Linked DNA regions of Mus musculus: all the other regions are linked to region 1. A link is a loop called in an ENCODE intact Hi-C map of the cell type or tissue named here. Cell type or tissue: left cerebral cortex. All regions are shown on one strand. Region 1 holds the start of Hoxa1 (homeobox A1). Region 2 holds the start of Evx1 (even-skipped homeobox 1). Region 3 overlaps Evx1 (even-skipped homeobox 1).

Evidence for each region. Peaks named below come from ENCODE experiments on the same cell type or tissue, not always from the same donor. Only the 100,000 strongest peaks of a DNase experiment are listed, where the experiment ranks them.
Region 2: it touches region 1 in a loop (4-fold over the local background); 7 of 42 quality-filtered maps call a loop at or near these places.
Region 3: a loop joins it to region 1, with 4 times the contacts of the local background. A loop is called at or near these places in 7 of 42 quality-filtered maps.

Annotation. Positions count from the first base shown.
Region 1 is chr6:52,153,591-52,161,590 of GRCm38, reverse strand. It overlaps Hoxa1 (homeobox A1), which reads left to right and starts at 3,274. Exons shown (of 2, transcript NM_010449.4): 1 at 3,274-4,024; 2 at 4,502-6,224. The coding sequence starts at 3,370. The coding sequence ends at 4,857. It overlaps Hotairm2 (Hoxa transcript antisense RNA, myeloid-specific 2), which reads right to left and starts at 4,689. Exons shown (of 3, transcript NR_146400.1): 1 at 4,609-4,689; 2 at 3,613-3,701; 3 at 3,062-3,301. It overlaps Hotairm1 (Hoxa transcript antisense RNA, myeloid-specific 1), which reads right to left and starts at 3,067. Exons shown (of 2, transcript NR_131181.1): 1 at 2,905-3,067. In left cerebral cortex, no CTCF peak of the experiment used is centred here; no DNase peak of the experiment used is centred here; H3K4me3 peaks cover 296 bases.
Region 2 is chr6:52,307,074-52,315,073 of GRCm38, reverse strand. Evx1 (even-skipped homeobox 1) reads right to left here and starts at 1,576. Exons shown (of 3, transcript NM_007966.4): 1 at 803-1,576. The coding sequence starts at 1,229. Evx1os (even skipped homeotic gene 1, opposite strand) reads left to right here and starts at 242. Exons shown (of 4, transcript NR_038163.1): 1 at 242-303; 2 at 1,504-1,770; 3 at 2,244-2,321; 4 at 4,177-6,685. In left cerebral cortex, no CTCF peak of the experiment used is centred here; DNase peaks (open chromatin) are centred at 2,351 and 4,387.
Region 3 is chr6:52,318,048-52,326,047 of GRCm38, reverse strand. Evx1 (even-skipped homeobox 1) reads right to left here. Exons shown (of 3, transcript NM_007966.4): 3 at 7,670-8,000. Among named protein-coding and RNA genes, the nearest start is that of Evx1os, 7.2 kb to the right of the region's middle. In left cerebral cortex, no CTCF peak of the experiment used is centred here; DNase peaks (open chromatin) are centred at 4,875 and 4,983.

The DNA of each region.
Region 1 (8,000 bases):
CTTCTTTTGTCTCCTCCCACTATTTATTTATTTATTTATTTATTTATTTATTTCCCTTTCTGGGTTCTATTCTGGTGACTTACCGTGAGAAACTGCAGCAACATGTGCGTGGGGGGGGGCGGTGATTGATGGAAGAACCCAGTTCTTAATAGCAAAAGCTTGGGAATTACAATGAAACCTCGGACTTTATTCAGGGGTTTGCTCTCTACCTTCCCTTCACCCTCTACTCCCCTAATCCCTCAGCAGCCTCCATATGTGGGGACTGTGGTGGTTTTCAGGCCCCAGGCTCTGAGATCTGAGCAGGGTGTCCGGGCTGTGGCCAGGGCTGCGCAGTTCCTGGATGTGATTCGTCCTAAGCTCATAAATCAAACGCTTTCTATGAATGAGAATGTCATCAAAGAGATCAATTGCAGGAACACATGCACAAATAAAAATCCTCTTACGTATTTGCCGGGGATCCCCGTCCGAAAGCATTAAGTTAGAAGGCGTTTAGTCATAATTCATTTTTATTGCTCTTTTAAAACAACAGCTTGGCTGAGCCGCGGATGCCAAGAACGGCTCCGGGCCTCGGTTTGTCTCCTCCTCCCTCATTCTCTTTCCAGTAGAAGAGCCCTGAAAAGAGGCACTTGGAGCCAAGCATGCCGCTTGCAGAGGATTATTTCACTCATGGCCCAAGCTCGCCTTTCACCCACTCTCCTGGGGCTATTTAAAGACACTTCAGCTCGATTCCTGCGTGGGTCGCTGGCCTCCTTGCTGCTCAAAAGACCAAAGGTCTCTTACCCTGCTCAGTGGCCTTCCTGATTCCTCTGGGGTGGGGGCTGGGAAAGAATCTGAGCTGCATAAGCCTACTGCTCCGAGCTCCGGGTGAGCCTCCTCGGGAAAGCTTGGGCCTGCAGTGAGCAGAGGCCGAGCTGGTGGTTAATGGGGCAAGGTCTGCGGAGGCCCCGAGCGAGCGCTGCATGCGTGCGTTGTGGGTCCAGTAGTGTGTTTGTGTTGCTGATGAAAACACCCCACGTAGGCTACCCAGAAAAACAGGTGAAGAAAGAGGGCTTGGGGGAGTGAGAATTAGCAGAAGGGGAGCGGAGGCCTGGGGGTAGCTTTCAGGCAGGCGTCCTGGAGCCTGTAGGTTAATGCAAATCGGTACCAAGGGGGCCCACAGACGCCCCCTGTACCCCCCCCCGTCCTCCCCCCCCCCCCCGCAAGAGGCAAGGGGAAGAAGGAATGAACTGCCTTCTGCTGAGAGAGGCCCTCACCCGCGCTCACAGCATCAAGCCTCTCTCACTTCCTGTTCCTGACTCACAGGAGTCCCTTCTTTCCTCTTAGCGGGAGGACTGTCCTCCCAAAAGACTCTACTTGGATGGTTTCCCAGAAGAAGAGGCTAAGGCAGGACACTTCCCGGGTGCTCCTCCCTTTACCATGCTTTGGGGCGAGTCATGGGTCACAGAGAAATACTACTCCCCGAAAGTGGGTTGGGGTAAGTGTTCAGTTGTCACTAAGGGGGACCAGGGACGTAGGTCTGCTTAGGTTTCCAGGAGGATGGCCAGGTTTGCTGGGGGCGGGGTTGAGAGGTGTGGGGGAGGGGACAACTTCTACGTGTGGAGAAAAAACACAACCCAGAAGCCCGAAGAGTGACTTTGCATTCTTCTTCCCTTCCTATAGAGAAGGGATCCCCCCAAACTCACACGTAAATTACACTGTTAATTTCATGCCTGATATAAAGCTAGAAACATCGAGAAGAAAACTTGTGCAGAACTGTCTGCACGGTGTTTTTTAAGTGACCGCTGAATTTCTCCTCCTTAAGACTATGTCCATTCTCATCTCTGTTTGGCCTTTTCTTTCTCCAAGCTTAGAGTTGACGTGACATCTAATAGTAAACAGCAATTACTGACACCATCAGCATCATTGCAGGACAAGGTTGATGGGAAACAGGACCCCTGTCCTGGGATGATGCTCACATCTGCACGTGTCTCTCTGGGGAGTGACCTGCAGGTTCACACAAGCCCGTTGGAAAGGGTCCCATCCACTCAGTCATCTGTCCCTCCCACCTGCCGGTCCTCAACACCCCCCATGCCCCAGTCCACACAGGCAATAGGGGATGGTGGGAAGGGGGGGCTCTTCCACTCCTAACTTGCCTCTCCTGGAAGAGAGAAACTCGACGGGGGAGGTCTGCATACTTTTTAGGAGTTGCCTGTTATCTGCCCTTCTGAGGCCTACCCTAGAGTGAGCATGCTCCTGGGTCTCTAAGAGTTGGCAGATGGCCTGCAGCTCAGGCTCGGCCCTCACGCCAGTCAGCCACGTCTGCTGGCGTCAACAATCTCCTTTGCCTTCTACTCCTTAAACTCCAGTAGCAGAGTTGCCCCGATTTTGCAGGGCTACCAAGAGCAAAGCGACAGAGAAGGAGAGAGGGCAGAGAAGAGAGTGGACACCCGGCCTTTCCCAGAGAGCTGGGTTCGTAGCCCCCCCCACCCCCACCCCCACCCCCGAATCCCGGGACCCTGGGGTCGAATTACAGAAGCTCCCATTGCCATGCTATTGGCCGGCAGGAATCAGGGAAGAGGGCTCTAAGACCCTTTGGATGAGGACAGAAGTTTCTTTTCTTGCTTTGGTCCCCAGCACATTCACCATGGTTCCTCCCAGTCAATCCTCTGCGCACGTCCCTCTACATTCCGAGGCTGGCGAGCCAGTGACGCAACCTCGCCCTAGGCGCCGGGATTCCGGGCTCAGGTCTCTTGCAGGGGTTGGGTAGTGGCGGCCGCCCCGAGCTGAGGGCGTGGTGTCTGTTGGATTCCCACCCTTCCCACCCCGCGTGCTCCCAGCTCCGCCAGGGTCCTTGCGACCACGCAGAGATTTTCGGCCCACAAGATGCCCGCCACAAGAGAGCCAGGAGGCCTCATCCCCTCTCACCTCTTGCCAGTTCAGCTTTCTGGGCTGGGTGGGGAAGGGGCCGCGGAGGGGGCCTCCCATCCCCCCACATCTGGTGGCGGAGGCGCGCAAAGCCGGGCGCGCGCAGAAGGCAGTCTCGACTCCCTTTGGTCCCAGTGCTCCAAGTCAGCTCCGGGAGCGGCCGCTGCTACCGCCGCGGCCCGGGCTGCCTGGGGGGGCGAGCGCGCGTCACCTACACTGAGGAGCGCCGGGGATTTAAATGCCACTGAAACGGTGATCCATCACGGCCGCAGCCGGTAAACTTTCGCAGGCGGCTCAGCCATTGGCTGGTAGAGTCACGTGTCCTCCCCTCGAGCCCTCCGCCTGCCCGCCCCGCCTCTTGCGCACTGTACATTCATATCATTTTTCTTCTCTGGTCCTATGGAGGAAGTGAGAAAGTTGGCACGGTCACCCAGGGCTTCGCAGGATCCAATCACTCAGTGACAGATGGACAATGCAAGAATGAACTCCTTTCTGGAATACCCCATCCTTGGCAGTGGCGACTCTGGGACCTGCTCGGCGCGAGCTTACCCCTCTGACCATGGGATTACAACTTTCCAATCCTGCGCGGTCAGTGCCAACAGCTGCGGCGGCGACGACCGCTTCCTAGTGGGCAGGGGGGTGCAGATCAGCTCGCCCCACCACCACCACCACCACCACCACCATCACCACCCCCAGACGGCTACTTACCAGACTTCTGGAAACCTTGGGATTTCTTATTCCCACTCGAGTTGTGGTCCAAGCTATGGCGCGCAGAACTTCAGTGCGCCTTATGGCCCCTATGGATTAAATCAGGAAGCAGACGTAAGTGGTGGGTACCCCCCGTGCGCTCCCGCTGTTTACTCTGGAAACCTCTCGACTCCCATGGTCCAGCATCACCACCACCACCAGGGTTATGCTGGGGGCACAGTGGGCTCGCCCCAGTACATTCACCACTCATATGGACAAGAGCAGCAGACTCTGGCCCTGGCCACGTATAATAACTCCTTATCCCCTCTCCACGCCAGCCACCAAGAAGCCTGTCGTTCCCCTGCTTCAGAGACGTCTTCTCCAGCGCAGACCTTTGACTGGATGAAAGTTAAAAGAAACCCTCCCAAAACAGGTAAGTCCTGCCGGCTGACAGACAAATGCTGTTCGATTTTTGAAAGGGGCTGGCACACCTAGTTTCCTAGGAAAATGAATGATTTTTAAAAGATTGGTTCTTGTTTATGTCTAATGTCATCTAGAGTTGTAGTGAGTGGTGTAGGGTGCCCAGGTGTGCAGAGGCAAAAGCGTTTCACAGGGGCTGAGGTTTAAATGGTCTATAGTTAGATAGTGTGCGGGGAGTGGGAGGTGGTGATGGTGGTGATGGTGGTGATGGTGATGTCCTGTTAATATCTACAAGGCTCCATTAATCACGAGCCTGATCACACTAATGGTTGACTTCAGGTTAACACTGCTTACACATCGTCACTGGCGCTTCCCGATAGGGTTTGTGCTCGCTGAGTAGTTAACCGAATATTGCCTCAAGCTTGGGGCAATCTGGATAAAGGTTTAAGATTTTTTTTTTAATCTTTTCTCTCTTCCTCCCCTACCCTAGGGAAAGTTGGAGAGTACGGCTACGTGGGTCAACCCAACGCAGTGCGCACCAATTTCACCACCAAGCAGCTCACAGAGCTGGAGAAGGAGTTCCACTTCAACAAGTACCTTACACGAGCGCGCAGGGTGGAGATTGCCGCGTCCCTACAGCTCAATGAGACCCAGGTGAAGATCTGGTTCCAGAATCGCCGCATGAAGCAGAAGAAGCGTGAGAAGGAGGGGCTCCTGCCCATCTCCCCTGCCACTCCTCCTGGCAGCGATGAGAAAACGGAAGAATCATCTGAGAAATCTAGCCCCTCGCCCAGTGCCCCTTCTCCGGCATCGTCTACCTCAGACACTCTGACTACCTCCCACTGAGGCTACTCCAGCCCAACTCTGCAGCCCAGGCTTCTCCCTGGGCTGGGATTTCTTACCCAAAGCACATTCTTAGCTTATCTTCCTTTCTTTACAGACTCTCTCTTCCTTTCTCGTCCCATCTGGGGAGCTCCTGGCCAAGATAAGGTATTTCCAGAGAATTCTGGAGCCTTGGTTGGAAGTTAACTCCTTCATCCACATCGGGTGTCCACATCAATTGCTGATGGCTCCCAACATCCTTTCCTTCACTGTTGTGAGATTTTTTTCTCCCCACAACCTATGATTCCTTTTAGATGTCGGCTGGAGAACAGTTAGTTCCCTTTGCCATCAGACATTTGCAGGAAGGAGGCATCTCTCCTTTTATCTATGTATTGTTCTTCTCCACCTAGCCCTTAAGTAGGACATAGAGGAGAGAGAGTGTCCAAAGACTCATGAAGAAGAGATGCACTGTGTTTACACAATTAATTCACCCCCTAACTTAGCTGGTTTCATGTGTGTGAGTTTGCTGGTTGTAAATGCTTTCCCGTCAGAGATTTATCTTTATACACATTTTATAGAAATATGTAGGTCACTAAATCAAACAGGGTGGACAAATTCTCAAAACTGGTACAGTTCATGTGTGATTATGGGCGAAAGAAGAAAACCTCTTTCATTCAAACAGAGTCAGATGCCTCAGAAGTTGGCCTCAATTGGTTCTTTCAGAGTTAAGAAGGCCTGCCAAGCACTTTGCCTGTGCCAGGTCTTCCCAAACTCTAACCAATTCTTCCTGCTTCTCTGGCCACCCTGCATTTAAAAATCATGCTGGATCATTTGTAACCCAAAGGTATTCATTCTTTCAGTCACCCTTTCCTTCCACACTGTCTTGTATCATGGCTGGATCCAGTGTATTTCCAGCTAATTGTTAATGTGATGGATGGCACAATGAATGTATATTTTGTGTGATTCGTGACTAGTCTTCTGCATGTCGCACAATGTTCTGATGTCCCTGAAATATCACACTGAGTTCTATCAGTTATTCTTTGTGAGCCTATGATAGTCTCCATTTACTGTACAATCATGAACAGCTCTGAGATCCTGGAGTGATGTGGTCCAGAGCAGAGTTTACGGGTCTTAAGATGTCTGTAATAAAAGTATTCAAGTTTTAGGTATGCCTAAGCATCTTGTGTATTTGGCTGGACTACAGTGGTTGCTTACTACTAAGTTGGCCCATTTCACATGGGGAAGGGAGGGTGGTGTTTATTTTCAAAGAAGTAGGCTTTCCTCTGTCATGAAGCTTGCAGCTTTCCCTGGAAGAACATTTTCATCCAACCTATGTCTATTTAATGCACCGAACTTTTTACAATAACAACAGCTCTTTTTTTATTATAATCAGAGTTCAAACTGGAAAAAAAACAGTAAAGAAATATATGACAGAGATCTCTATTTGCAACAAACATGGATACTTCCTGGGTCAAGTGCTAACCTTTTCACCTCCAACTGAATGTTGACATAAACATAAACCCAGCCCCTTCAAAAGCTGAAAACTGTCTTCAGTCACTCTTTCCTCACATTCTTGAACCCAGAGCAAAGAGACTCACATTTAATCAGCTTCAGTATGGTAAGGATGTAAGGATGTCCCCGGTTCCTTTTTTTTTTTTTTTGATTGTCAGGCTATATTACCTTTTAAGTTGATGGTCTGTTCTCAATAAAGCCTTCTTTTCCCTATTTACATCAGCATCCACCCCTCCCAGCAGTTCCTTACATCTCTGCCTTGCATATCTTATCCCTTAAGATTCAACTTTCATTACCACCATGGCTGTAAAGGGTCTAGGTACATTTCTAATTCTGTGCCACATAACCTGGAAAGCGATTTAGATTTACACTCTCTTCTCCAGAATCAGACTCTTCCAGGTGAGCTCGTGGAAATCAAACCAAGTGTTTGTATATCCAAATTGTTTCAGATTAAGGCATGTGTCAGATGAGAGGAAATCAACATATGACTGAGTTCAGCATGGCTCTTCTAGACCTCTTGACAGTTTGCTATTATTTTTAACATACTTCTGGGCTTAAGCAACATTTTCTGACCTTTTTTTCCTGGTTGCTGCTAGGGATGGAGTTTAGGGCCTTGTGTGTTCTAGGCAAGTGTGGGACCAAGGAGCTGAGTCTTCATCTTCAGCTTTCACATGTATTTTGGAGGCATTGATCCCTAAGAGCAGAGTGAAAAAATCTACAGTATCACAAATACAGACATGACTTCCCTTTCAGAGGATGATATGAAAAGATGGGCTGGGGAGAAAGAAAAAAAAAACCTTAGAATTTACAGGCCTTCTGAAAGACTTCTGAGATTTTCTACATATCCCTGTTAAATGGTGGGAGCAGTTGCTGCATGCATACCAAGGGCACCGGGCACCCTCCCCTCAGCTGCTGGCTTCTGAGATTGCCTGAAAAGATTCCAGTGGATGGTGAGAACTTCAAAGACAACACCCCTTTCTTTCATTTCACCCGCCTGGCTATACTGTATCTTTTGTTTATTAGTGTAAGGCCACAAAGCAAAACAGATGGCTGCTTTTCAAATACTTTAATGTGTTAAAGTGTCATTTGCATACCACTCTCTTGATTTCAATATCTGAAAGCCCCTTCCGACCTGCAGGAATCCTAGAGATTCCGATCTTCAAGGTGCTGGTTTTAATGAAGCTGAGAGGGAAGAAAACGATAAATTATGCCTAAATATCCCTAGCCTTTCCTAGGTCATAGAATAAATCAGCTAACAAGTAATGCATTTAGGAGACATTAATACACCTTTCAACAAGGAAAACATTTGTATCTTTTTTAGCTGTCCCAATCGATTAAATCAAAGGCGTTTAACACATCCCATTTTAAGGTCTTCTGTTCTGGTCTCTGAGGGGCAGAGTTGGGGCCTCGAGAAATGATAGCAATTGTAAATAGGGGAAACAGAAAATAACATTTTGTTGATACATTTAAAAAATGAAACAAAGGTTTTAATCAGGGATCTCAGGTAATTGCAATATAAAATTTGTTTGTTTGTTTTATTTTTTTATTTCCTCCATCTTCATCATCAAAGTACTGGCAAAATGGAAGATGTCCTCAAACTAGCCTGCCTTAGGTCTTGCTGTGACTGTGAAGTCGGCTTTGGGTTCACCTTTGAG
Region 2 (8,000 bases), 150 kb before region 1:
TCCTAGGAGTGGATATTGTTGGTATAGAGAGACTCCCTTCTGAGCTATCCACCCCCACTCCCATTAGCCCCTGGTGAGAAGGAGCAGTGTAATTAAAGTACCAACCCCTTAGACCCACCCCAGAGGAGGGTGGGGCTCCAGCCCCCCTGCAGCTGCTTTTCCTTTGGGTGGAGAAGTGAGACTGAGGGAAAGAGGGAGGGGGAGGGCCCAATCCCCGCCTTTTCAAATGCAACCGGAGACCAAAGGCAATTAGACCATTGGGACCATTTCCGACCTGGCGCCGCCAGCCCGGGAAGTGACAAGGTAATTTGGACCTCTGACCGACGTGCAAACTGGTCGGAGGGCTGCAGCCCTCCGGAGACCAGAGTCCGCCACGATTTTACGGTCCTTTATATTCTCCGGGCTTCCGCGCCTCCTTGTGCCTTGCTCCCCTCCAGTCAAACTGCCCGGACAACCGTTTGATCTTGCCCTACCCGACGGATGTGTCTTTCCGTCTTAGCTGAATCATTCCCACAAAACTCGGGGGTTGGGAGGTTGGGGTGCGTTTTGGACCCCTCAAGTCAAGACTTGTGCCAACGCTGACATTCGTCCAGGCACAACTGTCACTCTAATGGGATAACACGAGAGCCCTCACACACACTAAGGTGCAGAGAGCAAAAGAGTTGTTCAGGTGCCCCCGCCCCACTCACCCAACCCCCAGCCATCCTGCCCCAAGGGAAAGGAGCATCTTGCACCTGGCCTGAGATGAAGGGAACTGTGGGTGGAGTGGGCGGACCGGGGAGCGGAGGGGCAAGGTGGCTACCTTTGCTGTGCTGGTACTCGGCGTTCCCGGTGGCGCAGTCTGGGGTGCAGCTCACCTCGATTTCTTCATAGAAATCCGATTCGGTGTCTGAGCTACTAGGTTGCCCTTGGCCAGAGAGGCTGTCCGCGGAGGGGACTGGGGGTCCCGGGCCAAGCATGGCCGCTCCAGCAGACCGTGGCTCGGCGCCCAGCCCTGCAGCACTGCCTGCTAGTCCATCGACCGGCTCCTCCTCCTGGCCTCCCCCGCCACGCTCCCGGGAAGTCGGAGGGCCGGCTCGCGGGCTCAGGCAACCGTGGGGCACCATCTTCTCTGGCGGTTCAGGCAGCGGGCTGCTCACGGCTTCGGACAAATTAGAGACCCTCTTACCAACCAGAGTGCCAAGCTGACCCCCATCCAGAAACATAACCATGTCCTTTCGGCTCTCCATCCCCGGACTCTCCAGAGGGGGGGAGGGGGAAAACCCCCAAGTAAGCTCCTAATCCCAGGCTCCCTGGGATCTTGGCTGAGAAGAGGAGCTAAGGCGACAAGGCAGGCGCCGGGTAGCCCCAGCGCCGTGTCGACGGCGACCGCGGAGATGGCAGTGGGGAGCTAGGGTCACCTTGTGATGCGAGCGCTCCTCTGTGCCGCACCGCCTCTGGGAGGAAGCCCCATTGCCCTCTTCTTTCTAAGCTGTCATCCTCCTGCTGCAATCGTCATTACAGTACCGCTGGTGACGCCACTCGGCGAACGCAAGTGGATAAATAGAAACGTCTGCCACAGTGAAGATGAAAGGAGACCCGCAGCTAATGGCTCGGCAGTGATGCGCCAGGTGTGGGCCTCGCTCGAATGGGGAGGAGAGTGTGAAAACAGAGAGACACACACACTGGGAAAGGGAGACACCCAGACACAGAGGATGCAAATGGAATTCCGCACACAGAAAAGGGAGCGCTTAAGGCGCGCAGCGAGTTCCACAGGGGCAACAGGACTTGGTAATTGAAAAATGCTTTTGAAATTTTATTTTATTGTTGTTTTGACTTCTGTTTTCTTAACCTGGTGTCTAGATCTAATACTAATGAAAGAATCCATAGCTACTCTTTGGAAGCTGTTTACAAACCCAGGTTTTCTGAGTATTAATACAACCGCTTGTCTTTTTTTTTTTTTTTTTTTTTTTAACCAGCTACTGAAAAGGTACCCTCCACCTCAGTTGTCTGGGGAGCTTGAGCCTAAAGTACCCGTTCCTCCCTCATCTCCCCAACCCCATCTGTCTCCCTCCTAAGAACCAAACTTTATTTTCATCCCCTAACAGCCAAAAGATATCGTTTTCCCCTTTGAGAACCGGCCTTGTGTGCTAACACAGTGTTCCTCGATTTTAGAAGAAGAAGAAAAATCTCTCCCCACCCAGATCACCTGGCTAAAATTCGAAGTGTTCAATGAGTTGTTGTTGTTAATTATCTCTATCTAGATGGCCTGATTTGAATTTGGATTGGCTCTTCATAGAAGAAAACATCTTTTGGTTTGGCTTATCTCCGGGCTATTTCAGGTATGTCGGTTAGGGAAAGGGTCTAAGATTGGCCTTTCTTTTTCTGTCTGTATTTTAGGTATTTCTACAGAGTCAACGAATTCTGCCACAAACGGCGTGTTCTAATGAAAAGGAGCTGGCAATCCGGCCCCCTGCTCTGGTAGTACGGAAGGAGCCCAGGTAGAAGGTGCTGGCCTTCTCTGATGGTTTTAGGGCAGCTGTGGGTAGATTGTGTGGCAAAGAGTATCAGCAGGGTTTGAGCTTGCAGGGTCCTCTCCTGGGCTCTACCCAAAAGAGATTTTCTGTGTCCAAAGCTAGAGGTAGGAGAGAAAGTTGTTGAAATGTCATGGGGAAAACAAAAAACAAAAACAAAAAACAAAAACAGGCAGTAGGCGGGGTGAAGGGACTAGGCTAATCCTCTGAGGAGGTGAAGGTCTGGACCTGTGGAATTCTGGGACTTGGTGTTTGGGAGAAGGAGTAGAAGAATCTCCTGCGGAGCCTGGCAGGTGGGCCAGATTGAGGGGCAGAGGTGAGCACCCTCCGAGTTTAGCTCCTCCATCCCCCTCTCTGGCTCCCCCTGCAATATTTTCCACTAGTGAGCAGCCTGCCCTCTTAGCTGAAGAAGCGGGGGGTGGGGATAAAAACTCCTGTGTCCCAAGGCAAAGCCCCAGCTTCTAAGAAAGTTCCTGTGATTCCCTCATTGTCCTCTGTCTCCTACCCTTTTCTCAGTTTCTCTCTACCCTTCCCTCAATCTGGCTGATTTAGGATTATGGAAATAATGGAGGAAGCCAGAGGTTTAGGAAAACGACTCTGGCTTTCCATTTCTCTCCTGATGCAGCAAATGTTTGTTAATCTTGCCTGGGGAACAAGGGCAGATGACAAGAAGGGTGGTATCCAAGCAAATGTGTCCACTCCCTATTAACCCCCAAAGCCAGCAGTTGCTGAACACTGCCAGCCCAGAAATCTAGAGAAAGATTTCAGAGGCCAAGGCAGAGATGGGGTCAAGGGGATAGTGAGTTCTCGGATCTTCTCCTGCCCTGAGGAGATATCCACCAATTCTGGCTTGTCCTGGCTTTCTCACTCCAGCCAGAGTCTGCTTGGTCTCTCTGTTCTCTAGACTCCTGAATCTGTCTCAGGGCTGCTGCTGCTGCTGCATCTTCTGGGGCTGGGCCTGTGAGACACCCACTCTCCCAGCCCCCCCCCCCCCCCCCCATGAACTAGCCACTACTTCACTGCCCTCCCTCTCAGAGGGAGGCTGGTCTGACTTCCCTGCCCCGCCCCCAGCTTTGCATTCAATGGGAATGTTCAACGTTTGATCCCCTTTTACTCAGCATTTTCCCTAGAGATGAAAGCAGAACAGAATTGTGAGATCAAGGGGTGCCATTTAGTCTCCTTCCTGGGTCAGTCGGATGGAGCCAGGCTTTCCTTACATCTCCAGGAGGGGCCTCAGACTCTCTGAAGGCTGCAGCCTCCTGTCTGCTCCAGATCTGAGCTTCATGAAAATCCCTTCTCAGCCCACCCCCAGTCCCAAATTCCTCCCCAGACCCCAGCATAGCTTTTTAAAGCAGCCTCCATCTACTTAGCATCCTAGTTTTGAGGTCCCTACTTGAACCTCTCCCTACCTATGCCGATGCTTAAAGAGAAAAAAAAAAAAAAAAGAAAAGAAAGAAATCCAACTAAATGTCACTTCTAATATCAGCAATTGGCCGACTTCAAATGAAGGGAGTAGAATTTTTCACTGCAGATGAAAAGAGAGTGCTGGAGAAAGACACGGTTTGGGGGTTTTTGTTCTGTTTTGTCTTGGGTTGTTACTGTTTTTGTTTTTCTTCCTGCTTGGGAAGTGTGTTTTAATCTTCACTATCGTTGTATTATGAAGGTTATTTACTGAGCAGCGGAAGAAGGAAGGAAATTTCTAATAGCGCGTGAAGCAAGGTAACCCTTCGAAAGCAAAGAGAGGTGACAGCCACCTTAGTGGAGTCCGCCCCGGTGCATCTCTCCGCTGCAGCCCCGCCGACTTGCAGTCCTTCTCCTGCTGGGGCGATCGGCTCAGATGCGGCCAGTTCTTCGAGGATTGGAATTCTCTGAACTTCAAACGCTGTGGGTTTGGCTTCCGCCCGGCTAGGAGGGATAGAGGGTGGCTGAGAATCCTAGGGAGCCAAGGGGAGATAAGTCGCGCCAGTCGTTTTAAATGGAATCTAAACCTTTGCTTGGGCCACCGAATGTGGATCCCCACGGAAACAGCTTCGCTTCGCAAGAAAATCCGGCTTGGGAGAGAGGCGGCTGCGGTTGTGGGAGCTGTCTAAGTGACCCGAGGCCCGTGGGGCGTGGTCGGCAGTGGTCCTGAGCGGTCCAGAGCACCTTTGCACATGGCTGGCTGAAAGGCAAGGGTGAAAGTCCAGGGACCTGCTTTCTCCCGGGGAGAAGGGGTGAATGCGTCGTCTAGGGAAAGAAAAAGAAATGAACTTTTCTTTCGTCAAATGTAAGAACAAAGAGAGCATCCTTCTAAATAGTAAGAGTCTCCCAGCTGTCGTAGATACTGTCCCCTGGTCCTCTGTGACCTTTCAGGTTGTGACAGGGATTATTTCCGCAAAGTTTCTGTGACTCTGGGTCTTCGCAGCTAGAGGGGTTGGCAGTGGGAGTATCTATCAGTCAGCTCCACTTCTCCCAATACAGCTGTCCAGGCCTCTTTTTGAGCCCAGACTCACTGAGTGGTGCGCCCCTTGGGGGAACATCCCCCGCCCGCGAGAAAAGGTTTACTGAAAGCCAAACTCCAGAGGTTCAGGCTTCCAGGAGTCCAGAGATCAAATAATCTGGACGGATTCCCTTCCCCTGGAGGCAGTGTTCCGCGCAGTGGGCAACAGAGAACAGTTCTCCTCTTCAGAAGGTTGAGCTGGAGTCTTCGCAAACGCAGTTAGGAGAAGTGCTCAGCCTCTGGGCCTCCTGATGTAAAGGGCACAGGTATCTGAGGCAAGAAATGGGGTGCTTCATGGCCCCCAATGCCTGATACTTCTCAGAACCCCAAAGGTATCCAGTCCTGCCTATTCTTCCTCTGGATCTGTTTGCTTAGTCTACTGAAAACCAGCGTCTAGTGGCTTCCTGCCCCTGTTCTGTCTCTGCAGTCTAGAAGCCCATCTCCCCACCCCCACCCCCAGCTCACTGTGAATACTGACAGCAGTGGGGAACAGACCCACCATAGGACTGACACCCCAGGCTCTTCTCACCTGAGGCTAACTCTGTCCCTTTGGACAAGGCCTGGATGAGCCCAGTGTAGTTTGTTCCCTCCCATTCAAGGGAGTTCTTCAATGTCTTCATGGTACAAACCATAGCTAGCTCCCTCCCGCCTTGCCCTAACAGAAGTATCACAGCCTCTTTCATCATTACCATTCTGATACTTGCTATTATTACAAGGCTAGTTGACATCTACGTCTCTTTCAGCTACATAAGAGTTCTTTACGGGTTTTAATAGCCTGCAAGGCTTTTCTCCCTCAGTTGTAGGGTGACCAGTAGTCCTAACAAGTGGCCATGGCAAGGCTGAGTGTCAGACCTAGGATCCTCCTCCTGAGTCATCTTCCTTCCTGTCCTTGGGGGAATCTCTTCTGCTATCATGTTGAGATAACACCCCATAGCCTTTCTGGAATCTAGATAGGTCTGTGCCCTCAGCAGGTCCTCCCTACCCTCAAGAGCACACTCCTCTGGAGAAAAGGCCCCTGGCCACATTGATGCCAATACTCCCCAACATAGATCCTTTCCAAGGAGGACAAAGAGTCCTGTGGTAAGAGCAGCCACAGTGTAAGAGCAGCACCATTTTATGCATTTGTGTTTTCCAACGTCTGCAGACTTGGGTTGGGGGTAGGTATATGAATTATCCCTGGCTTGCAGCTGAGAAGACGAAATGAGGAGAAATACATGCATGAGTAAGAGGATTCTGCCCACCCTACTCCCAGCCCTCCCCGCCATAAAGACAACTCTCAGAGCAGCTCTTGGAAGCTGGGCTGTGTGGTAGAATGCTTGCCTGGCTACCATGAGGTACTAGGCTTGGACTAAGAAGCCAGCTTGGGCTTTTCAACAGGGTCCTTTTGCTCCCACCTCACTCATAGAAGAGGGGACAATTCCTGGGACTCTGGGTACTCCCCTTGGACCTGCAGGTGAGGGAGAAAAGGCTGCAAACCACTTGGAAATACTCCTTCTACAGGATAGAGGCCAGCAGCTGGGTGAGGACTGTACAAGGGACTGTAGAAGAAAAAAACAACAACAACAAAACCCCAACCCATGTGGTCATGTGCAGGCCACTGGTACCTGAAAGTAAAACCTCTGATCTTCGTTCAGAACCAAATGTCAATATAATTACTTACTTTGGACCTTAAAGCACCGGCTCATTCCATGGCAATCAACCCTGAGTGCTTTTCTAAGAAAGACCTAGGTTTCCCAGGGCCACGCATCTATGTTTTTAAGAGGTAAGACCAATCACACAGGGCAACCTGAAATCTACCAGCCTAGCACCAAGTCACAGGTGCCATCCTGACTCAGCCTCCCAGGGTGCTAGGATTTATAGGCCGTTCACCACACCCAACCAACTACTCTTGACACTCTTAATCTCTTAGAAAATCATCTTCTTCCTCCTCCTCTTCCTCTTCTTCTTCTTCTTTTTTTTTTTTTTTTTTTTTTTTTTGGTCAGGGTTTCTCTTAGTAGCCCTGGCTGTCCTGGAACTCACTGTATAGAGCAGGCTGGCCTCGAACTCAGAAATCCGCCTGCCTCTGCCTCCCAAGTGCTGGGATTAAAGGTGTGCGCCACCACTGCCCTGCTACCTCTTAAACATTCTATCCCCTTAGATATCTGGCTATCTCCCTTTTCTAGAAAAATCCACAGAGGTCCTCCAGTTTCCAGAATTTCTTTCCCTGCATCAGCCCTTTAGAGCCACCATAGTCCAAGAAAAAATGGCCTAATTCACTTTTAGGAATGTATGTTTACCTGAGGAGGTTGTTGTTGCTGTTTTGTTGTTGTTTGGTTGGTTTTCCTCTCACTACATAGCAGCTTCCTCCACAAAGCTGTCCTGATTGTTGTGTGGCCCAAAGGACAAAACCTAAGTGGCTGGCCAGGCTTGCTTATACATGTGACTTGGCCTGCACACATCCTCCACTGGAAACCTCCAGGTTCTGGCCCTGCATCAGAGATAGCTGGTCTGGCTGGAGCTTCCCTAAAAGGCAGGGTTTGACTTGGGTTGATCATCTTTTGAATAAAGACAAGAGCTGCCTGCTGGCTATTACTACCTCCCTATATTACAGCAGGAGTTCCTTTCCCAGCCTCAGGGAGGGGTTCTCTCTGTTCTTGTTGGCTTGGGTTTTAGTCTGATTCTGCAGCTAGAACCTGGGGCTCTACACATGCTAATCAGGCACTTTGCCACTGGGACATAACCCATATCTATTGCTTTGCACTTAACATTGGGGTGGGAGGGTGAGAGAAGAGTCTGGCTGTGTAGCCTAGGCTGATAGGAGTTCCAGCCATAGAGTTCAGACTGGCCCCAACTGGATGAGTCTCCTGCTTCTCTCTGCATGTACCCCTATACCAGTGCTTGCTCTGCTTTTTACAATTTTCTCCAAAGGCAAGCCTTTCCATGAGCTGAAGGACTTGAGTCAGCTCTAACTTTCTCATACAGTGTCCTTGCCCTGTTCACCCCATTCACTGATGGTAATAAGAGGGAG
Region 3 (8,000 bases), 160 kb before region 1:
ATGATATATGAAGGATCAGAGTGGAGATTTAAGCCCAAGGACCCTGGTTCCAGAATGTGTACTTTGGTATAACTCAAATTATTTATGTTTCAATCGATAGGTGTCAACATGCTTGTATTTTATATTTTATAAAACACATAGCTTCTGATAGTAAGGAAATGGATACTAAATCAAACAGCAAATGAGTTGTGGTATCTCCCAAGCTCTCTCTTGGCAGGCTCCCTGCCAAAGACAGTGTACTCCCCACCATAGGGGCAGCTTGACCACAGCTGTCACCACTAATGAGTTATTTTTCAAGCAAAGCACAAATTAATTGTGAGGGGGTCCAAACAAAGCCATATCTCAATGTGGCTGATTTGAAATTTGAAATGAAGACATTGAGCAAACTCCAGTCTGTTATCAGTCCTATATAAGGGACTAAGGAATGTTTATTGATTGATTTATTGGGTTGCATTGCTCACGTTCACTAAAGAAACACTGACTGTATGTTTTAGAAGGTAGAAAGGAATTTTGCACTTTGTCTTTAATCCCAACCCATGGGAGGCAGAAGCAGGCAGATCTCTGTGAGTTTGAGGCCAGCCTGATCTATACATGTGAGTTGCTAACCAGCCAAAACAATATAGTGAGAACCTTTTCTCAAAAAGCCAAATAGGCCGGGCGGTAGTGGCACACGCCTTTAATCCCAGCACTCAGGAGGCAGAGGCAGGCGGATTTCTGAGTTCAAGGCCAGCCTGGTCTACAAAGTGAGTTCCAAGACAGCCGGGGCTATACAGAGAAACCCTGTCTCCAAACAAACAAACAAACAAACAAGCCAAAAAAAAAAAAAGCCAAATAGTACTGATAATACTAATAATAATTAAAATGGACATCTTTAAGATATAAAATATTTATTAAAATAAAATTTAATATATAAATTAAAATAGAGAGCTCACCTAGCATGCATGTGGTCATGGGTTGGACCCCTAGGAACAGGCACAAATGTTTTTTGTTGTTAAAATAGACTCCTGAGTGTTAACACATCAAGCTCCCCACACTAGCTGCCTTTATCTAGAACTGATATTTGATGTTAGCAACTCTAAGGAGAAACACGCTCCCCATCTGCCCTCAGCGCCCTGCCACACCAAGAGGACAGCTTCAGCAGAGTAGTGCATGCCTGTGTTCTGGAACGAGATTAATCCTTTGACGAAGTAACACAGGCCTGGAACGCGCCTGCTCCCTGGGACTCAGCTTCCTCTGCAAAATGAGAATGAATACTATGCTCAACTCAGAAGGCTGCCTGAGAACCAAGGAAAATGACTCCAGGCAAGCCCAGAACAGAGGGCTTACACCACCAAAGACTCAGTCACCGCTGTGTCCAGCTTACTGCCCACCACTCTGACCTCTGGACCTTCTAACCAAAGGTAGACAAATGCAGAAGCCACCTTTCCTGATGTCTAGAAGAATGCTCAACGGGACACTCACCCAACACCTTCTCTGAGGCAAAAGCTTGGACCGGCCTAGCAGTTCAATTCTCTGGTTAAAAAACTGAAAGTGCTTTCTTTTGAAATTAGCTAACAGTCATCACTCCAACTGTTGGTACAACATGTAGATAGAAAATCAGCACTCATACTTTCTCAGCAGATTCTGAGACCCTTTGTTCACTGGACATCACCAGGACTCCAGAAAGTCCTTCTCCCTCATCTGCAAGCCCTAATCCCAGCTCAAGGAACTACTGTGTGCACTGTCTGTCCTCACTGACATCCCTGCTGTCTCTTCAAGTCCTTTACTTCTTCTTAACAGCTCCACCACACCTCCCTCAACAGCTTCTCTGTCCCCCAAATATGTTCCCATCCCATTCTCTCTCCTTCAACATTCCCACCCTTGTTTCCCGTTATGACACATATTGGGAATGGTGAGGAGGGGATAAGAATTGATGATCTGCTCTCCCGTTTTAAAAGCACACATCACACATGACGAACACATAGTAGGTCCTAACTATTTGCAGAATAAAATCCTCTCTGACTGAACTTTCCAAAGTTAAGTAGAGACAGTGCAAAGGAGAAAGTGCTGGGGAAATGGAGGAAGGAAAGAAAGAGACATCAGCTGCATGGAGCCTGGGCTCATGTCCATTTCATACAACAGAAAAAAAACAAAATGGCCTGAGGAGAATAATGGGTGCCACCTGTGCAGCTATTAGGAGGTAGTGTCCAGCCAGGAGCCGCATTTCCCCGAGTCCGCTGAGTGCTAGTCACATGGAATACAAGCACCCCTTACTTCCTAGTGGTGTAAACTGGAGCGTGGGAACCTAGAATTCAGGCCCCGGAGCTGCTTTTTTGATTCACAAGTAGCTTCCTCCATAATTCGACAACCATCTTCTACTGGAACTGCTTCTGATTTGAATTCTCTACTGAGCAGATCTAGGAGTTTGGCTTTCCAAGGGCCTCAGATCTTTCCTTTCCTCCACTTCAGTGCTTGCTCGGGGAAGCTCTCTATTCCCACCATCCTCCAGGCTCCAGCAAGCTAGCTGGCTGTGCTGCAGGTCTCTGCGCAGAGGCTCAGCTCCGGGCCGCCTTGATGAGGCGTGTTTAATCTTCCACCCGGATTATTTAACCTCCGCATCCTTGTTAACAAACAGCCATTATTAACGAGATGGGAGACCACATGGGGTTGGGCATCTACAGACAATGCAAACTCCCCTGGCTTTTCTGCAAGCAAATTCATAATCTTCAGCGACTTGGCCGCCCCCAACTCTTCTGCTCAGAAACCTGAGCAGAGCACATGTGTTCTAGACCCTTCTCCCGGACCCCGGAGGTTGGGGGATGCATCCTCAGCAAGCTGGACTTGCCACTCTCCTTTCTCTGCCCCCTCTTTGCTCGTTGCTCTCCCAAGGGGTTCCCGCAGTGCGTTATAAATTTTACCTTTTCAGTGTGCAGGAGAGTCGAGAGGAGGCTGCGTCCCAGCTCTCGGCCTGCCTGTCCCCGAGGACACCAATTAAAGGCACTAATTGGACAGCAATACATCAAAGTCGCTCCCAGGAGTGGGTCCTCAGAGCGCCAGGAATCCGTTAGTTGGGCTTTGTTTCAAATAGAGAAATACAGAAGGAGAAAAAATGAAAAATAAAAAAACAAGCCACCCCTAGGACTGGAGTGCAGAGCGGACTCCTCCTGTATTGCTCGGGATCCACTTGCTCTCCTCCCATCCTCCAGGTTCTGCGTATGGAATGGACCATCTTCCTTGTTCCAGTGTTCTGAGACCACCCTACTAACTTCCCCCTAAGAGCGCCGCCTAGAAGGCTCTCTTTCTTCCTGGGATAGGCTTTTAGTTGGCAGAGATGAGAAGCGCTTAGATCTGTGCTAGCACCCACACCACAGAAAGCAAACCTCCTCCCTGGCAGCACCATGGCGGGTTTTCCTAAACAAGCCGTGAAAACACCTGTCACCTCCAAGTAACAGTCACCCTAACTTCGTGGGTCCTGGCAGAGGACATCCTGACCAAAAAAAAAAAAAAAAAAAAAAAAAAGGCGACGGAATGAGCCTGGCCTCATGGAAAGAGGTTGTTTCAAGACTTAGATTCAGGACGGGACACCTAAGGATGGGGAGATCTGGGCGCCGCTCCTGGGTGGGAAAGCAGCCAGGTGGGTGTGCAGCGGGAAGCAAATAGAGGGGCCTATGTAACCTAGAGCCTTTAGCGGCCTTCAGCTTAGAAGGATGGATGGTAAGTTAAGAGGAGGTTGAGTCTGCAGCGTCCAAAAATCATCAGCAACTCTGCAGCTCAGGACCAAGGCTCCAGACCCTCTCCTGCGGCCACCTGGTAGTGGCGGCCAGAGGAAAACTGATGTCCCGCATAAGGGAAACTGAGACCCAGGTACAAACTGGGACGGACCCCTGTAAGGGACTGCTCCTCAAGACGTGGGTCCCAGAAAACTGCAGGCTATCTCCTGCACTAGTAACGCAAGAACCTAACGCAAGCAAGGGCCAAACAGCCGGGACTGCTCCTGCTGCGACAGCGCAGGCGCCCTCGATTCTCCGCCTCACCTGGGCCCCAGGAGGTCAGAATTCTCCCCTCTTCCGGAACGGTTGTGCCCGCTCCCTTCCCTCCAGCTGCCAGATTGGAATGGCTGCGTTTGATTCCATTTGTTACCATCTCTGGCATTTGTTTTCCATTTTATAAACGTTTCCCTTTAAGTAATTGTCCCTGTTAACGGCGTATACCTTTCAGCAGCCCTCACTGCGCTATAAATAATCTGGATGAAGATGTAAGGATATGACTTTCACAAGATTGGACAATTGATTCAATCTGTGACCCGCGATCGCGAATAATATTGGAAGGCTATTTAAACAGATGAAGGCCTAAATTGTCTTGCTTGTATCTGAATTAATTTCTCATTCATCATCATTATGAAGTGATTGGTCTATTCAAGCTCTTCAGCCTGCTGGAACCGAGCAGGATTTAAATGAGATTGTAACACAATTTAAATGCTTGCCGACTTTAACGAGGCCAATTGAGCAGCTGCAATAAATACAAATATTTTTCTAAACAGCCTTGTTTTAAATAATTACTTAATGCTTTCATGTTATTTTTAAGTGGCAATCTTTCTCCCTCCTCCTCAGAATATCACATACTTCTTTGCTGAGAAGGCAATTTGGAAATGACTTTGTGTTTTGTTTGTTTTATAGATGCTACGATGGGGTTTATAGTTGGGATTTGATTCTCCTACCCACAGCGTCAACATTTCAGGGTCCCATACATTGGGTAAATGGAGAATTTGGCCTTAGTGTTTTTCCTATTGAATTCGATATGCTTGCCCCTGCAGAACCTGGGAAGAGGGGAGCAAGGGAAGAAATTTGCCGTTGCATCAATTTTCTTACTCAGTGTTTTGGCTGGGGACTGCAAACGAATCTGTGCAACTGCACTTACAAATGACACTCTGAAGAGTGGCATTGTTTCTGATTTGTCCTGATGACTGTCATCATCTTGAACAAATCAGAATTCCAGCAGATCCCAAAGGTGTTCCTTAGAAAGTTCAGTCTCCCAGCAGCTTGACTCTTAGTGCAAGTCAGGGGTGAGTGGAGACAAGAAGAGAATTTCTTTGATGGGAGTGGAGCACACAGAAAGAAAACGTTGCTGCAACTAATGGCTGGGAGTGGAGATGATTAGAAGACACCCCTCTACAATCTCTTTTCCTCTCCCTTCCCTCACTGTGTGGGGAGAGGATGCTTAACACACATAAACACAAAAGAAAGAAAGAAAGAAAGAAAGAAAGAAAGAAAGAAAGAAAAGAAAGGGAGGGAGGGAGGGAGGGAGAGAGAGAGGAAGGAAGGAAGGAAAGAAGGAAGGAAGAAAGAAAGAAAGAAAGAAAGAAAGAAAGAAAGAAAGAAAGAAAGAAAGAAAGAAAGAAAGAAACTCTTCCCACTTGGAGTATGCCATCCGTCTGGGCATCTTCCACAACTGTCCACTGTGACACCCATCCTCTCCCGGAGGACATATGGCAGCGGGTGTTTCCTCGTTTGGAGAATAATAGAAGCAACGGAGCAGGAGAAGTCTGGAGAACAAAGGAATCTTTTAAACTTTCATGAAAGCATTGTGGATGGAGGAGACATACTTTGGGGACCCAAAGCATCCATTTGGGGTGACTGTCTAGGACTGTGTCCTTTGGGTAACACGTGTGTGATGGATCTCTTTTTCCTGCTGCCTTTTTCCTGTGGAGGATCCCATGTCTAGTGAGTCCTTACAGATTTAGAGCCTAGGAAGGTGGTTCTGTATGGTGAAAAGCCACCAATAGGACAGAGGGTGAGATCAAACTGCGAAGTCCCCACCCCCACCCCAAATAGGGGTAAGGCTGGGAGAACTAAGTGATTTGCTATGTAACTGGGTAATTTAATGCCAGAGTTAGGGAACTGCTGGCCGGAATCATTTCGTCTCCGAGGCTCTGGCGAGCTCATCCGCTTTATCCTGTTGTTTAAAATGAGCATTATCCCAAACATATGCAATGCAATCAGTTTGGTCACACTTACAAGAACACGCTTTAATAAGGCAATCAATCACATGTTAACAAGCCAGCGACGGCCGGGGCTTTGCGCACACTTGGTCTGCAGAGTCTTGCAGCTCTAGGCAGACCCAAGCTGAGCACTGGACCTTGTTTTCAGACCTGCAGGTTCTGCCAGGACTCAGAAGCTGCAGGGGAAACTAAAATGTGAAACGCTGTTGAACCCAGATCTTGGGCTCAGAGTCCCAAAGCCCAGTGTGTGTTATGTGTTAGGGGAGGAAGAATCAAGAACCTGAAACTCATAGGTGCATCCTAGTCACCGTTTGCTGTGCACAGCTCAGAGCTTCAGGCAAAATGGGACCTTGCCAGAGTTCAGTTAAGACAAGAGACTCAGAAGTTTAAAAAGAAACAAAACCAAAAACAATCCCACGTTAGGCCTCTTGCCTGGTCTGCCTTATCTGTTCTACAGTCCGAACTTGAAGCTAGAGACGGACAGTACCTTCATAGTCAAGTCTGCTCTCCCAACCAACGTGAGGCATGTCAAGCCAGATGGCATGGCCTGGTGCAGGCACGCTAAGCTGGGGGGGGGGGGGGGGCTCATAGAGTGAGAAGTGGTGCCTACTGCCAAACCGCAAACCTTGGCAAAAGGGAAATTTCATTATGAAGTAATGAGTAATTCCTCCTGGCAAGATGTATTGTTATATCTTCCACTTCAATTTGGAGGAAGAGAGGCTCAATTACCCAGAAAATACAGTCAATTAAAGGCTGCTGATTGGACACGAGGCCGGATCATCGATCTTGTACTTTCCAATATCGCTGCAGACACCTCATTTTCCCTCCCTATTAACTGAAAATACGCCTGGCATTAAGGCAACCCGCAGCCCATTTACCTGTCGCAAGCAATCTCTGCCCGATGTGGAGCAACTGCAAAATTTGCTGGGATTTGGCACTGGGGAGCCCCTGGCTTCAGAGGGAACTTCGAGGGCCTGGGGGCAGGAAAGAGTGGGAGCACAGTTGCTGGGTAGAAGGTTCCACGCGGGGCCACAGTATACAAGAAGGCAGAGGGCATTTGTGGAGTTCCCACTGCCCAGCAGAGAACCCTCCCTGCTAGGCAACCCAAACCTTCCTAGCTTCCCAGAAGGCTACTGGGCTGGGATTTCAGAACGAGGCACTCTTGAGTAGGTCGGGGAAGTGCTATGTAGTGCCAGAATTCCATCCTCCAGGTAGGACCATCCCAACCCTCATCCAGCCACTTCTTTCTATGCATGGATGGAGGCCTGACTCCACCAGCAAACACTGCTCTCTGGAATGGTCCAGCACCTGTCATTACTACTTATCTCATCAGGCTCATCATGGAGGAAGGACTAAAGGAGATGGCAGCCCTGAAGTCCCCTATTGGAGCAACTGAAGGATTCATCCATTAGAGGGATGAGCCCTAGGCAAACTGAACACTTTAGGGGGCCAATCTACCTATGGCAAGTCCTAGATACTCCCAGAACTAACCAAGCCTACACCCCAGTCATCTGGAAGACAGACTTCTACTTTCCTGCAGTGTTTGTTTGGATCCTGCCAATGCCCAACAGGGACTTAGGAGACCCCTCCCTCTGTGAGTCCATCTCCTTTATTCTGTCCCTATACATGCCCACGGTAGCTAAATTAGCAATTCAAAAATAGCAACAAAACAAAACAAAACTTATGCTTAAATGCTAAAGTAAGAATCATGTTCAGCTTTTATTGCAATATGGTTAACAAATCATAACAGCAAATTCTTTGGGCTGCAAAGGAAAACCCCAAACCAAACCAAATTCATTCCCTGCAGGAAGGACCACTTCCTCCCAGTGGAGGGAAGCCTGCATTGGATGATTGAAGTTGTCCTTTTCCTCAAACACTGGCTATAAGGATGAGTACAGGAGTTCCTAAGTGGCTCCCCAATAAACCCCAGTGAAGGGGAGAGACAGGGTCCTCCAGAGGCGCTGAAGGTTTGTACTGGCAGCTGAAAGCCAAGGCCCTGTGGCAATTTGGGGAGACAATGAGA